Linked DNA regions of Mus musculus: region 1 is linked to region 2. A link is a loop called in an ENCODE intact Hi-C map of the cell type or tissue named here. Cell type or tissue: left cerebral cortex. All regions are shown on one strand.

Evidence for each region. A loop is a pair of places that touch in the nucleus more often than their neighbours do. Peaks named below come from ENCODE experiments on the same cell type or tissue, not always from the same donor. Only the 100,000 strongest peaks of a DNase experiment are listed, where the experiment ranks them.
Region 1: it touches region 2 in a loop (2.9-fold over the local background); 2 of 42 quality-filtered maps call a loop at or near these places.

What each region holds. Positions count from the first base shown.
Region 1 is chr17:32,279,138-32,287,137 of GRCm38, forward strand. It overlaps Brd4 (bromodomain containing 4), which reads right to left and starts at 4,996. Exons shown (of 20, transcript NM_020508.4): 1 at 4,926-4,996. In left cerebral cortex, CTCF peaks have their summits at 3,860 (motif pointing right) and 7,098 (motif pointing left); DNase peaks (open chromatin) are centred at 4,393, 4,871, 5,352 and 5,613; H3K4me3 peaks cover 2,771 bases; H3K27ac peaks cover 1,823 bases.
Region 2 is chr17:32,032,525-32,040,524 of GRCm38, forward strand. It overlaps Hsf2bp (heat shock transcription factor 2 binding protein), which reads right to left and starts at 1,984. Exons shown (of 8, transcript NM_028902.1): 1 at 1,921-1,984; 2 at 737-887. The coding sequence starts at 1,968. Rrp1b (ribosomal RNA processing 1 homolog B (S. cerevisiae)) reads left to right here and starts at 3,638. Exons shown (of 16, transcript NM_028244.2): 1 at 3,638-4,080. The coding sequence starts at 3,951. In left cerebral cortex, no CTCF peak of the experiment used is centred here; a DNase peak (open chromatin) is centred at 3,784; H3K4me3 peaks cover 1,756 bases; H3K27ac peaks cover 716 bases.

The DNA.
Region 1 (8,000 bases), 250 kb after region 2:
ACTTGGGCAGCAAAGGCAGAAGCTCTCTGTGTGAGGCCAGTCTCATCTATGGAGCTCAGTTCCAGGACAGCCAGGCCTATATAGAGAAACCCTGTCTCGAAAAACCAAAAGAACAGCAAAGAAAAAAGAAAAGCCAAAACAAAACAAAACCCTTACCTGTACAAGGAAAGAAAACCAGCTCAGCAGTTAAGAGCACTTGCTGATCTTACACAGAACCCAGGTTTGGCTCCCAGTACCCACACAAGCATCCTTATTTAACTCCAGGTCTGAATGCAGTACACAGACATATACAGGTAAAACATACATACACATAAAATAAGTCTTTTTTTTATTTTAAAAAGTATACTCTATACATACTTCACACATGTAGACAGACACGCAATATGCCCAAATAAATTTTTTAAAAATATAAAATTTAGGGCTGGAAGTAGTGATACTCAACTTTAATCCCAACACTCAAAAAAGAGGCAGGCAGTTGGGCCTGGTGGCGCATGCCTTTAATCCCAGCACTCGGGGAGGCAGAGGCAGGCGGATTTCTGAGGCCAGCCTGGTCTAAAAAGTGAGTTTCCAGGACAGCCAGGGCTATACAGAGAAACCCTGTCGGGGGGAGGGGGGGGGGGAGAGGCAGGCAGATCCGTGACTTGAGGCCAGTCTGGTCTAAATGGAAAGCTCTAGGACAACCAGAACTACCTAAACTTTGGCTACTTCTTCCAGACTTTCGCCTATACACTTGTATCAAACTGATCTATGACTTGGACTTCTAAAGATCAAATGTTCCTTTGTTTTGACACTACGACATAAGCACTAGAAAGGCAATGCAGTTGGTCCCTGCAGGGCTGGGGAACATAGCTCAGATGGTACAGGTGCCTGCCTAACATGCACAAAGCCCAGTATATGATCCCCAGCACTGTATAAATGATGGTGGGGCACACTTGTAATTCCAACGTTCAAGGTCAACGTTGGCTATGTGAGACCCAGTCAGTCTCAAACAACCCACTCCACTGAAAAACAAAATCAAAAGAAAAAACCCACCAAAATAGTCTCTGTACATCTTCAAAAATGATTTTAAAAAAATTACCATCTGGCCTATCAAATCACTCCTAGATATCTGGCCCATAAAATTAATCCATGTCCATATAAATACTTATACACAAACCTTTTTCCTGATAAACAGGGCCTCAAAATATAGGTGAGGCTGGTCACCAACTCTCTATCCTGTCACTGATCCCCAGAGCCACCACTCTTGACCTTATACAGAAGGAGTTATTATAGGCAGCACTATTCTATCTTTCCCAAAAGTAAAAACTATTCAAGCCCACCATTTTATCCATTAAGACTGAATAAACCAGGCGTGTTGGCTCACGCCTTTAATCCCAGCACTCGGGAAGCAGAGGCAGGCGGATTTCTGAGTTCAAGGCCAGCCTGGTCTACAAAATGAGTTTCCAGGACAGCCAGGGCTATACAGAGAAACCCTGTCTCGAAAAAAAAAAAGAAAAGAAAAGAAAAGAAAAACATGCTGCCCATACACATTTATTTATTTATTTGCCCACTTCTCCCTTTTAAAATATTTTCTGCAGGTCAGGGTTGAAACAGCCTACACCTACTGACCACATTGCAAACTGCTAAATAGGGAAGTCAAAGCAGTACACTTAAGCAACTGTATACCACTCAGTAAGCTTACCACAATTACTAGAGACTTCAGTGGTATTCTTAGTTAAAACTCACACGTCTTATAAATCACAGTATTGTTTTAATGAACTTGCATTTAGTATTATGTATGGCAAATTCCTATTCAATCGTTAAGATGCTCTTCTAGGTACCAAGTACACAATACAGAATAAGAAAAGAAAAGCCAAACAAAACCCTCTCTTGTGGAATTATAAGAAAATGAAAGTACCTAAAAATCTGCTACATGTGCATACCATATGTATTAAGTGAAATAGCAGCAGCAAGGATTTTCTCACAATTCTCACTTTGCAAATGTCTGGTGTTTTCTTACTAAAACAATAAAAATCACAAGACTTATTAGATACTATTAGCAAGGGGGGTTTTGGATGGTTGGTTTTCAAGATAGGGTCTGTAGACCATGCTGGCCTCAACCTCAAAAGCGCTCTGCCTCCAGGGTACTTAGGATTAAAGGCCTGTGGCACCACACCCAGCTCCATTAGTAAATTTCAATGACAAACTTTCCTTCTAGAACACAGAATCAGTAGGTGGCCCAAGCTATCCAAGAACTGGAGAACCTCCTGCCTCTCTGCTTGTTGAGTACTGAGATTACAGGGCTGTGTGTGATACCACGCCCTTCTTCTTTCCAACCTCAGTTAATCTCACAGGTTCTTTCAAACTTAGACATTACAATTTTTAACTGTGTGTGTGTGTGTGTGTGTGTGTGAGTGTGTGTGTGAGAGTGTGTGTGTGTGTGTGTGTGTGCGCACGCTGTGCATGCATGGGTGGAAGGAAGTCAGAAGGCAGTGTCAGTCCCCCAAGAGCTGAAGTTACAGGCCATTCACTGTACCATCTTCCCAAACTCTAAACATTCAAACACTTTACAGCCACATAGACTGCCCAGAATGGCTTTTCTTTAAAAACAACCCCAAGCAGGTTGTTGTGACTCCCAGCACTTAGGAGGCTGAGACAGGAGAACTGCCAAGTTTGAGGACAGCCTGGACTCAACCCTGTATCAAAACCCTGCCTCCAGTGCCTAGAGAAGGCAAGTCTGTAACTGCCACTCTTGCTGAGGCCTCAGGCTCTGGTCCCAGCATTCTCACGGCTCCTCACAACCTTCTATAACTCTAGTTCATGAGGACCCGAGGCCCTCTTCTGCTCTCCAGGGGAGAATGCATGTGTGCACAAATATTAATAAACATACTCTCCACTCTATAGAATCTCTAACTCTCAAGTCATTCAACAGCCTGAATTGTGTAACTTGAAAATACTGCCGCCTTCTGTATCTCTCCAAAAGTGAAAGTGTAATTTGGTACAAAGATCACAAAACTGGCTCAAAAAAGATTAACTCTGGAGACAAAGTCTAAATTCCTTTAAATAATTCAATAATTTAGTGGAAATTTTACTAAGTGGTCTAAGGTTCTCCAGCAATCCTTAGATAAAAGTTCCCTCTTGCAGCCCTCCAAATGAAACACACGGGCATTCAGAACATCCAAAATGTCCCAGTCACTTTTGTATCCTAGCTTTCATCAATAAGCAAAATCCCTTATCTTTAGCAATTTGCATGTGCAGAATGCTAACAAGATAAAAAGAGGTTTATTTCCAGTTAAGACCAACTAATACCACTTAAAAAGACTTACTTTACCTTGAGTCCTTAAATACTTTATTGGCTACCAAAGATAGGATGTACAAATCAGCAACAATATATTTTATAATTCTGGGCTTTTCCTTCTAGATTTGATCAATTCAATTCAGTCTTTGACAGTGTTACCTTTTCCAACCTTCCTAGTTGAAGCTTTGAGAAGGAAGGAGTTGGTTACCTATAAATGCCCTCTATGGAAAGATCATTCTCCATCCAAATTAAAGTGAATAAAATAATGTTCTTGTAAATTATTGTAAAGCCCATAAAACTGAGCCCCAGCTGAAGACTTCTAAACAGGGTTTGTCTGTATACCCTGGCAGTCCTGGAACTCACTTTGTAGACTAGGCTTGCCTCGAACTAAGAAATCCACCTGCCTCTGCCTCCCGAGTGCTGGGATTAAAGGCGTTCGACACCACGCCCGGCTAGCTGAAGACTTCTTGAAATTGAAAACACATTCATAATTCCTTTGCATTTTTGTGGGTGACATTCTTTTTTTTTCTTTTTTTTTTTTTTAATTTATAGCTGTCTTCATAAACCCCAGAAGAGGGCATCAGATCTCATTACAGATGGTTATGAGCCACCATGTGGTTGCTGGGATTTGAACTCAGGACCTTTGGAAGAGCAATCAGTGCTCTTAACCGCTGAGCCATCTGTCTAGCCCTGTGGGTGACATTCTTTACAACACCCAAGCTCTACCAATTCCAAGGGAAGTTGACATCTCCATTCATAAAAATTTTCCAATTTTTTATTATAGCACTGAAGAGCACATTGGCTTAGAAGTACACTGAGAGTTGGATTTTAGTAACCAGGGGCTATTAATATCACCTTTGATGATAAGTAAAGACATTCTCAAGAGGGCTGCTGCAACTGGCATCCAACATATATACACACACAGGAGATAATCTCACCAGATTTCGAAAAGCATAAACAAGTAAACAAGCAGGCTAAAAACACTTTTAAAAAAACAAACAAAAAAACCCTTGTCTTGAGTAACAGGGAGGTCAGCCAATCAGCAGAGGCACATGACTCACCCACCGGCCTGAGCAAAAGTATTCACACTGTCCACTACACTAACGTGGGATTTCCCATCTCCAACCCAGCTCGGCCTTGGGGGCTTCTTGTTTAAGTGCTATTTCCGTGTTTGTGTGTAAGGGGGGGGGGGGTCATTTTGCTGAATCACAACTCTCCAACATCCCCACCCTAAACCGACACACTCCTGCAAGTAAGAAGCCATTGCAAGGGACGGCAGCAAGCAGAGACCCATCAAAACAAAGCACCCAAAGAGTAGGCTTCCAGGTTGGGAGTGGGTGGGTCGAGAGGGACTCCTGGTCCTTCGTCACCCTTCCTGTCCCCTGGGTCCAGCCTGGAGCAGGCGTGCAATGGAAGCTCTCTCCCTGTGAACAAAATCTTCTACCTCTTTCTAGGCAGAGCTCCGGGGACAGCCGGAAAGGTGAGACTATGAAGCGGGAACTCGCTATCCCAGCACTGGCAGGAGTACCCAGCTGACGGAAGGAGAGCGCGCCGGGGCACGACGCGCAAGAGCGACCCGCCCCAAGGGGGAACTGCAACCAGAGAGAGCGGGCGGTACCCGCGGTCAGCATCCCCGGCCCGGACTTACGCGGCCCGGCGCGCACCGCAGATCCAGAGGCAGTCGCTTCCTCCTCCTCCTCCTCCTCCTCCTCCTCACTTGACAAAATGGCGGCGGCAGGAAGTGCCGGGAGCTTGGCCCGCCCCCCGCCCGCCCCCGGCCGCCCAGCGCGCCCGCGCCCCCGGTCCCGGTCCCGGTCCCGTTCCCTGCCGCCGCCCGCGCCAAGGGGGACAGCGGCGGGCGCAACTGCCCCGGTACAAAGTCCGCGAGCCCACTCGGCCGCCGCCGCCCCAACGGCGCGGGCTGCCCCGGCAGGGCGCGAGAAGCACCAGGCTCCGGGCCCACGAAACTGCGGCCTCCCCACCCCCGCGCCGATGGCGTAGGTGGTGGCGCACCAGCCCCATTACGCAATGCAGGTTACGCGGGCCGCGCCGTGGGGCCCCGGCAGCCCGCCTCGCGGCCGCGAAGGACACCGGTCCCCTCACCTGAGACGCTAGGCCGCACGCCGCCGCACGCTGTCCGGGACGCCAAGCCGGGGCCCGTCCGCCGCGCCCGCCGCGCCGCTGCGCTCACAGGCCCCGCTCGCCCGCGGGCACTGCTGGCAGCCTCCGCCGCAGCCGCCGCCACTGCTTCGGTTCCTCGGCTGCGGGAGAGCAGAACAAACAGCCCTGCCGCCGCCGCCAGCGCACTGATGTCACCACGCACGCTGCGCGCGCGGCCCCGTGTCATCGCCGCCGCCCGGCGTGCGCGTCCCGCTGGTCCTCCCAGGTCCGGAGAGCTTCGTTAGTGCCGGCGGCGGTTGTAGAGGTGAGGACAGGAGACTGGCTCCCCCGACTGGGGGGAGGAGGGCGGGAGTCCTTGGAACACGATCGAGGGTCTCTGAGGACTGTGTACCCCAGAGGGATACACAGAAGAGGGAAGATCAAGAGAAGACAAGAAGAGTCTTCAGGGCCATCCATAAGGAAACAGCTTTTCGGAGGAAGCCGACACGCAGACTCAGGGAAGGAACCTTGCAGATGAGTGGGGATCTTCACATGCAAGAACGACAAGAAAAGATTTTTTTTTTTCCCCCAGAGCTGAGGACCGAACCCAGGGCCTTGCGCTTGCTAGGCAAGCGCTCTACCACTGAGCTAAATCTCCAACCCCAAGAAAAGATTTTTAATCCAAAAATTTAAATAATCCGATGACAGACTCAAAAGAGCAGATGGTGAAGAGAGCCCTCAGACAGGTGATAGAGGAACATTAAGGCCAGAGGACTATGGCTAGTTGTGTGTCAGTGGGAACTGACAATTGCTGAAAATACAGACACGTTTCACTATATTCACTACACTCAATTTATGGAATCAACTTAAGGAAAATATTTCATGTATCATGAAATAAGAGAATGAGCCAGCGGGGATTTTTTTTTTCAGAGCAGGATCTTAAGAATTCTTACCCTTCTTGTCTCAGCCTTCCAAGTAATGAGATTACATGTGTTCACCACCACACCCAGGTCTTCTTGGCTGGCCTCTGTAGAGGAGCTGAAGATTGATCAGTACGGATCTCTAAGCCTAGAACATTCTCTTTCTTGTCCTCCAGATTAACTTTAATTCTTGAAGACGTAAGTCAGCTCCCAGCATACTCTGAACTAGGTATGTGACCATTTGAGGGGTTGCAAAACATCCCAGCCTGGAATACAGAAGATCTTTGAGATTTTTTAAGACAGCATTTCTCTGTATGGCCCTGACTGTCCTAAAACTTAAACTAGAATAGCCTTGAACACAGAAATCTGTCTTTCTCTGCCTCTTAAGTACTGGGATAAAAGGTATGTACTACCACCCCCAAAGAAAAAATTAGAATTTTTAAGGTTCCCCATGTGTGTGTGTGTGTGTATGTGTGTATATGTATGTATGTATATATATATATATATATGCATATATATATATATATATATATATATATATAGAGAGAGAGAGAGAGAGAGAGAGAGAGGTGTCCAGAATTAAGAAGGCTAAAAGAAAAAGGTAGGCTGAGGCAGAAGGATAATAGGTTAAAAGGAAGACCACCCTGTATTAGTGAGACTGTCAAAACATCAAACAGGTGCTGGTGAGATGGCTCAGTGGGTAAGAGCACCGGACTGCTCTTCCGAAGGTCCGGAATTCGAATCCCAGCAACCACATGGTGGCTTACAGCCATTTATAATGAGATCTGACTCCCTCTTCTGGAGTGTCTGAGGACAGCTATAGTGTACTTACATATAATAAAAATAAATAAATCTTAAAAAAAAAATCAAACAGGCTGGTGAGATGACTCCAGTGGCACTTGCTGCCATTTCTGACTACCTGAGTCCAATCCCTGGGACTGGCCCTCTGACCTTATAAATAAATATTTTAAAAAAAAAAAAAAAACAAGAAAGAATAAAAGTATTCCCTACTATTGTGTTTTAGTTGTGATTAACCAAAGGTTAATTGGTTATATTGGTATATTCTAAGCCAAGTAAAAATTTTACCTTTGACTATGATAATTATGAGATGTAATTAGTTATAAGAAGTGAAGAAATTGTAACATTTGTTAAAGCGTCTAACTTTGGGCTACAGATCATGAAACTCCCCCCCCCCCACCCCACCCCCCAACATACACACACACACACACACACACACACACACACACACACACACGGTTTCTCTGTATAGCCCTGGCTGTCCTGGAACTCATTCTGTAGACCAGGCTGGCCTCTGCCTCCCAAATTCTGGGATTAAAGGTGTGCGCCACCACACCCGGCCATGAAACTTTTAAATATCTTCTAATTTTGCATGTTATTTCCAAAAGGTGCTCAGAAAGAAAAAAAAAAAAAAAAAGGTCGGGCAGTGGTGGAGTTCGCCAGCCTGGTCTACAGAGTGAGTTCCAGGACAGCCAGGGCTATGCAGAGATGGGGGGGGGGGGGGGGGGTTCACACGCTGAAAGGGAGGGGAAAATAACTCCTGAAAGTTGGCCCTGACCTCCACAAGCTTGTGTAATTTACACACAAGTGGATATATGTAATACCTTTTGAAATTAAAAAGTAGTCTGCCATAATAGTGTATGCCTAGGGCTGGAGAGATGGCTCAGTGGTTAAGAGCACCAACT
Region 2 (8,000 bases):
CCCATATTCTGATCCCTTCTAGCTTGCTATTTAGGCAATCTAGCCCCCAACCCCCACCCTACCCCCTACACCACCCCTACCCCACAGCCTGCTTCCAAGTAGATCACCATACTGCTTGTTTCTTGAATCTCAGGCTAGGCTTGAACTCAGTATGTAGGTGTGAATGATCCTCAACTCCTGATCCTTATACCTCCACCACTTAAGTACTGGATTACAGGCATGCACCATCAAGTCTGGCTCAGATACCTATATTTTTGAGTCAAGATACTTTCTTGGTGGGGGAGGGGAGAGGGGTAGAAGACAACACTTTCAGGATGACATGACACACACACTGGTATGGGGGAGGGGCTGCAATCAGGATATAAAGTGGATAAATAAATAAATAAATAAATGGGGGAAAAAAAGATACTTCCTTATTTGGACTTACAGCTCTAACCATTACTTGGGTTTTTAAGGTGTACACTATAAAGCCACACTATGAGAGCTGGCAGTCAGATGTAACTTGAAAAATTAGCCTTACCCACCAAAAGCTGATGTCATTGCAATCCAGTCCCAATTGGTAAAGTGCTGACAAAAGCTCCAAATACCTCCCAAAAAATTTAACAGGGTTCCAGACTCATATCTGGTATGTTGCTCAAATGTCAAACATCTGGATAGACAAGTCCTAGCAATCCTGAACTTCGCTCAACTCCCCTGCCCACCCAAAGACAAGTGGCATGCATGAGGTAAGACTCACTTTTTTCTACCATCTTTAATTTCTGGAAACTTTCCAGTAACTCCCCATTTAGTATTCTGGGTAAGAAGTCCCGTATTTGCATCACTTCCGTCGTCAGCCGTTCCAGGTCCTTCTTTCTGACTTTAACAAATTCTTCTTTAGATTCCATGTTCTAAAAGAACAAGTAGATCTTAGCATTGTAGTATTTCTCTTCAGATGACTAGAACTAGCATCCCAAATCGACTTGCTCCCTTTTCTTTCATGCCTCTTACATTCATAATTGCCTCACAAATGTGTTTTTCTTTCATGCCTCTTACATTCATAATTGCCTCACAAATGTGTTTACATACGTACCTGTGTGTGTGTGTGTGTGTGTGTGTGTGTGTGTTAAGGTTTTTATTTGGTTTTTGAGAGGGTCTCACTGCGTAGCTTTGGTTGTTCTGGAACTATGTAGACTAAGCAGTGTGTAGGCCTCTGCCTCCATAGTGCTGGGTTACAGTCTCTTCCACCACTCTTGGCACCTAATGTCCCTCCTGTTACACATATATGGATATAGATGTGTGTGTACACATGGGCTTTATATACAGAGGGCCATGATGACGGGGACAAGGGTGATGATTCACACCCACAGTCCTAGCTTCTCAAGAGACTGAGGGTGAAATATGGCTTTGCCCAAGCGTTGGAGGCCAGCCTGAGCAACATGTCAAGACTGATTCAGTAAGAACAAATATGGTGGAGGAGGGAATGGAAATACGTAAGGGGAAAAACCGAACTCATATTCCTAAAAGCCAAAAGAAAATGCCTGCAAGTTAATGCGCCCCAGGCTGAACCGCTCGGGTGGGATCCCTGCGGCCGCATTTGGCTTTTGCTGACCCCTAACATTCACACCATCATACAATGGCATCCTACCGGAAGTAGGCATTAACCAGGCCCTCTCATGAAGGGGCATCAGGGGCAGAACCCAGATAAGTGAGTTCTCAGCTCCGGCTCCCCGGAGCCTCAAGGCCTAAGGCCTGGGCTACCACTTTTTAACCTGAGGCATCCGCAGATGATTTGGAACTGTGCCTCTTGTCTCCGGCCCTGGCCCACCCTCGCGCAGCTCCTGGCCAGGTCCCCTCAGGGCTACAGGGACATCTCCTCAGGCACTGGATCCGCCCTGAGGGGAGTAATCAGCAGCAGCTCCCATATGTAGGGCACCCACTGACCCGGCAGGCCTCCTCAGTACCGGACCCGTCGCCCACGGTTGCGGCCATAGCCGCTGCCTCAGCTTCGTGCGCCTGCGCAGAGCTCGCTAACACGCACACACAAAAACGCGGGAATCTTAAGATGCCCCACGATACGGAAAGCCACAAGGTTCAAATCTCGACGATTTGCTCTTCACTCTCGCTTTCTGGGTCCAGGGATGAGATGGACCTGGATTCTACTGTAGCTTTCCTACTTCAGTTGCGTTTCAGACTTGTTACCTGCAAAGTGAGGCCTGAGAGTCAAGCAGAATCCGTCCTTCCCTGTTTAGAGAGAAGATGCTACAACCAAACCTATACACTGTGAGAAACCGCGCAGGGAAAACCTCATCGTCCCTTGGCCCCAAGTGCTTCTGTGCCAGCACTTGGGTGGCGGAAGCTGGAGTTCAAGACAAACTTGCTACATAGCATGGGAAAATCTAGGCTGGGCTACATGGGGGTAAAAAAAAAAAAATCAAAATTAAATCACCAAAGCTTGGAAGAATATACTAATCTAATAATTCTCATGTTTGATAACGTAGAGTTTTAGATGTCCCTAAAGTTTGCACAATTGTTAAAAGCCTTCTTTTATGTTGGTTTAGTATGTTCCCGCTTGTGCTGGTTTATGTCAACTTGACACGAGCTAAAGTCATGGGAGGAGGGAACCTCAGTAAAGAAAATGTCTCTATAAAATCAGATTGTAGCAGGCCTGTAAGGCATTGTCTTAGTGACTGATGGGGAGGACCCCACCTATTATGGGCGGGGCCATCCCTGGACTGGTGGTCCTGGGTTCGGATTTCTGAGTTCGAGGTCAGCCTGGCCTACAAAGTGAGTTCCAGGACAGCCAGGGTTATACAGAGAAACCCTGTCTCGAAAAAAAAAACAAACAAACAAAAACAAAACAGGCTGAGCAAACTGCAAAGAGCACGGCGGTAAGGAGCACCCTCCATGGCCTCTGCATCAGCTCCTGCCTCCAGGGTCCTGTCCTGGGTGAGGTCTGGTCCTGGCTTCCTTCCATGGCGAACAGTAATATGGAATGTGAGTCAAAACAAACAAACAACGACAACAACAACAAAAAAACATTTGCTCCCCAGCTTGCATTTTTGGTCCTGGTGTTTGAAAATCTCACTACCCACTGCTTAGAACTGTGTGTTTTGAATGCAGGACTTACAGAGTCAAGTTAGATCCTCAAAATTTCCCTCTACAATAGACATCCCTGCATCTCACCCAGACGTCGTGTGTGTGGATTTGCTGATTCCCCATTCAACAAGCCTGCACCTGTCTCAAGATGCGGCGGAAGGCTTGCTGTCTTGCCACTACACACCCCTAGATCTATCCTAGGACCCTGCAAAAAAGGATTGCTCACTACACCACACCTCTGTAAGTGCCCCTGATGCTGCAGGGATGGGTTGTTCTCGCTCCTCTACAAATCTCACACCTGCCCTAAAAAGCTGCAAGGGTCTCCTCTCCACCTTTGCACTTGTCCCAGGACATTGGGAGGTTGGCCACCCCCTCTATAATGCTACATCAAAACTCAAGGCACTATCTTGGCGGAAACGGGGCGGGGGGTTGGTTGTGGGGGCTGCCCCTGTGCTGTCGTCAGCCTTGGGCTGCCTGGATGACGGCCTTCCTCCTGGGTCTCAAGTCTGTCCAGGGAAGCCCGCCGAGTGAATGGAGGTAGTAGCAGGATCGCCGCTTCCCCGATAGACCTTTGTTAGCTGTGCTTAGACTCTAAAACTGCATCAAACCAGCCGTAGGCGTTCTGCTGGAGGAGACCTGACCTCCAACTAACCGCCCTGTCAATCGCCCTGAACCTGGGCCACTCTCAGGACGCACTTCAAGCAGCGTTGCTACGGCGTCTACCCGCACAGGGGCCACGCGGGCTCCCTGGGCGCGCGGCGAGCGGCGCACCGGTGACGCCATCACCCGCGCGCCGCAGCCCATACGCAGACGCAGTCCGGATCGCTTGGCGGCGAGCGGCACGCGCGCAGCCTGGGGATGCTGAAGCGAGTGCGATGGCTCTCGCCATGCAGTCTTCCGAGTTCCAGTTCGCCCAGCGGCTGGCCTCCAGTGAGAAGGGCGTCCGCGACCGCGCCGTGAGGAAGCTGCGGCAGTATCTCAGCGCCAGGACGCAGAGCGACACAGGTGCGGGCCTGGGTCCGCGCCGCTTCGTGCGGCGAGGGTAGCGCCATTGGGCGCGGGTGCGGGTGCTACGGGCTGTGTGGCGGAGCTCCTGGCCCTGAGTCCAAGCTCACCACTGGCCCAGTTCACCGAGGCTCGTTTGTGTTTCTCTTTGCCTCCCTTGGATAGTGTCTGTAGACGCTGGAGTGCGTTAGTTGCCCTGAGAGGAACTCTGGCAATGTGGTGGCAGGACCTCGTGGCGATGGAGTGGAGTATGGGTGAATGCGGGAATGTATACCGGTAGTGTGGAAAAGTGCAGGAGAAAGTCCCTCTAAAGGAGCCTCCTGTGCTCTGCTGAGATTTTGACAAGAGGAAGCTGGCCAGGCAGACGCAAGAAAGAGCTAAGTGTGCCCCAAGCCAGAGAAATCTAAGTTGGCGCGCAAGGCATGTTGAAATAAAATTGAACCTGGGGGCAGTGTGGCCACATCACTGGCTTTTTCGTTTGTGTTTTAGCTGCCGTGGAATGCATTGCAGGGATTTATTTAAGTGATCCAGAATAGGTTCTGTAACTCCTTGAGTGAATGCGTAAAGTCTAGACTGCAGCCTACTGTGGGGGTTTCAGGTTGCAGCCAGTTGGCTGAAGTTTGAGTTACATGTTGCTAAATCTACTTAAATTTGAAGGCGGGGGGGGGGGGGGCGCGGAGAGATTGCTCAGCGGTTCAAGTCTCAGAACCCACGTGGCAGCTCAACCCTTTCCTGGAAAGGAGTCACCTCCTCTCACCTCTGCTAACATCGGGCATGCACGTGGTGTGCATACATAGAAGCAAGCAAATCTCATAGACCTCAATTAAATTTTTTTAAATGGTTTTTGATTGAAATCTGCCACAGGTGAGAGCACATACCATTCATTCCAGCATTGGAAGGCAGAGGACAGCCAGGGCCACAGAGCAAGCAAGACCTTGTCTCCCAGAAAGGAAGAGAAATCTGATAAAGGTGTAAAGACTAGGTTTTTTTCTTAACCATTTGTGTGTGTGTGTGTGTGTGTGTGTGTGTGTGTGTGTGTGTGTATGTATGTATGTGTGTGCTTATAGGCACACTCATGAGGAAGTTGAGTTCCAAAAGTTACCTGTTTCCACCGTGGAATCCAGAGGTGAAACTCAGGTAGTGAGGCTTACCAAGCAAGCTATTTGTTGCCCACTGAGCCACCTTGGCAGCTAGCTTCCCACCCGGACCCCCTCTCCCCCATAACATTTCTGTTAAGGATTGCCCCAGAAATTCAGTTTACTCCACTCTCCCCTCCAAACACCTGTTCTCTCCTGCTGCTTCTTCCATTTCTCACCACATTGCCCTGACTCTTCATCACATGCACACATTGTCCCTCTGTCCTGCCTTCTCAATAACTTGAATTACTCTGTCTTAACTGGAAGTTCCTTTATTTTACCTATTTGTCTGGCCCATCCATTCCCTTAACTCCCTTGTGCCTTTTGTTTGTTTCGGTCCCTACCCCCACCCCGCAGACAGGGTCTTACTGTGTAGCCCTGGCTGTCCAAGAACTCACTCTGTAGACCAGGCTGACCTCGAACTCAGAGAGATAGCCTGCGAAGTGCTAGGATTAAAGTTGTGAGCCATCACTGCCTGGTTTGTTTGGTTGGTTGGTTTTGGTTTTTGATACAGGATTTCTCTTGTGTTATAGCCCTGGCTGTTCTCAAGCTGGTCTCAAACTCTCAGAGATTCGCCTTCCTCTATCTCCTGAGTGCTGGGGTTAAAGGCTTTCATCCAGGGCTTCCATTGTGCCTCTTTAAACTGCCCTCCACAAATGGCCCAGGTCATTTTCCTAAAGCAAATCTCATCTTACTGCTGCTTCCCCTGAAGGCCACAGTCCTGTCAGACGCTGTGGTGTCCTCACCTGCTCTTCTAATTCCTCAGTAGTCAGTTAAACTCTTAGGCCCAGCACAGCAGGCACACTTTTCTCACCTCCTCCCCCTTGCATTCAGGCTTGTTCTACAAAGAATCACTTCTGAGAGAAATCCTCCTTTACTATCTCCCTGGTACCTCTTGAATTATAAACTATGTGGCCCTTTTATAGTGCTTAGATACATGGGGGGAGGAAGGGCTATTTGTTTGGAGACAGGATTTCCTGGAGCCAGGGCTGGTCTCTACTACCTATACTAAGAATGAATGACCTTGTCCCCAGCTATGTACAGATAACTGTTTCTGAACTCTGGTTTGAACCCTTTCTCTGTAAGGCTTCCGTTTGTCTCCTTAGCCATGGGTAAAAGCGTGGAGCCTTAGGAGAGCCTTCAGGAGACAAAAGCAAACAGGTACAGTACACCTGGACCGGAGGCAGCCAGAGATCATGCTTCTCTGACCCCCTGGAACAGGCCCAGGACACAAGGACCTGAAGCCATTGGCTCATGCCAGTACCCCAGGGTCCTTGCTGATGATTTATCTTGTTCCCCCATTCATCATCATGGACACTTTGTGGAATATCGTAGGCCTTCAAAAAATAAAATAACTGTACAGGGACTGAAAAGATGGCTCAGCAGGTTAGAACATTTGTTCTTGAACCTGTTTGGTGGCTCACAACCATCTCCAGTTCCTAGGTATCTGACACCCTTTTCTTTTTCTTTTTCTTTCCTTTTTTTTTTTTTTTTAATGGGAGGGGTTTATTGTGCAGAGATAGAGGGGTGGCGAAGCAGGTAGAAGGACAGAGAAGAAGAAAAAGAGAGAAAGAGGGGGGAGAGAAGAAAGAGAGAGGAAAAAGAGCCTGACACCCTCTTCTAACCTCTGCAGTCTACAGTTACCACAGACACACATGGTGTACATGCATGCAAGTAAAATATGCATAAAATAAACAAAAAATAACTGCAGAGACTAGGAAAATGGCTCCATCAGTAATATGCTTGTCATGGGACCGTGAGGACCTGAGTTCAGGTGTTTACCTATAAAAGCCAGGTGTAATCCTGGTGTGGCCATATTGATAAAATAATCTGTCCCAGAAAATTAGCTGGAGAGCTAGTGAAGGAAATACTGACTTCCAAACTATACATATGTGCCATGCAAATAAATAAAAACTGCAGAGTAAATGTCTTAATGATCATGGGACAACTGATCTGGAGAGATGGCTCAGCAGTTAGGAACACTGGCTGCTCTTCCAGAGGATCTGGGTACAATTATCAGCAACCACATGGCAGCTCACAGCTGTCCGTTTCAAGAGACCCAGCACCCTCACACAGACACACATGCAGGCAAAACACCAATGGACATAGAATGTAAAAGAAAAGAAAACATTTAAAAATAATAACCATGGGACAAGAAAACTAAAGTGTGTGGCACTGCTAGGTCCCATCATAATAGAAGCACAAGTTGCCTCACGTTTGCATCTCCTTCAGTTTGTTTTGCAACCTTACATCTTGTTGGGAAATTTGACATTTTAGTCTGTCGTCTTACTGTCTTGAGATGGTCACTGTATTCCTGGTGGCTCGTGAGCCCTGGTGTAGTCATTCATAAATGCAGCAAGCACAAAGCACCATGTCCTCTTGAATGCTGTCCTTGGTATACTGAGTACAGCAGTGAACCAAGCAGGCAGTCCCTGCCTGTCTGAGCAGTTCTCAGACAGCCTCAAACATTTAACACTTATCATAGAGCTATGGCGCATCTTGTTTTGCTTTGTTTTGTTTTTTGGTTTTTCGAGACAGGGTTTGTAGCCCTGGCTGTCCTGGAACTCACTCTTGTAGACCATGCTGGCTTCAAACTCAGAAATCCGCCTGCCTCTGCCTCTGCCTCCCAAGTACTGGGATTAAAGGCGTGTGCCACCACTGTCCGGCCTATGGCGCATCAACCCTGTGGCAATTTCCTTTGTGTCATTGCTTCCTCTTTTTTATTAGTGCTAGTGTGTGTGTGCTCACACACATGATACTGCAGCACACGTTTGGAAACGTCAG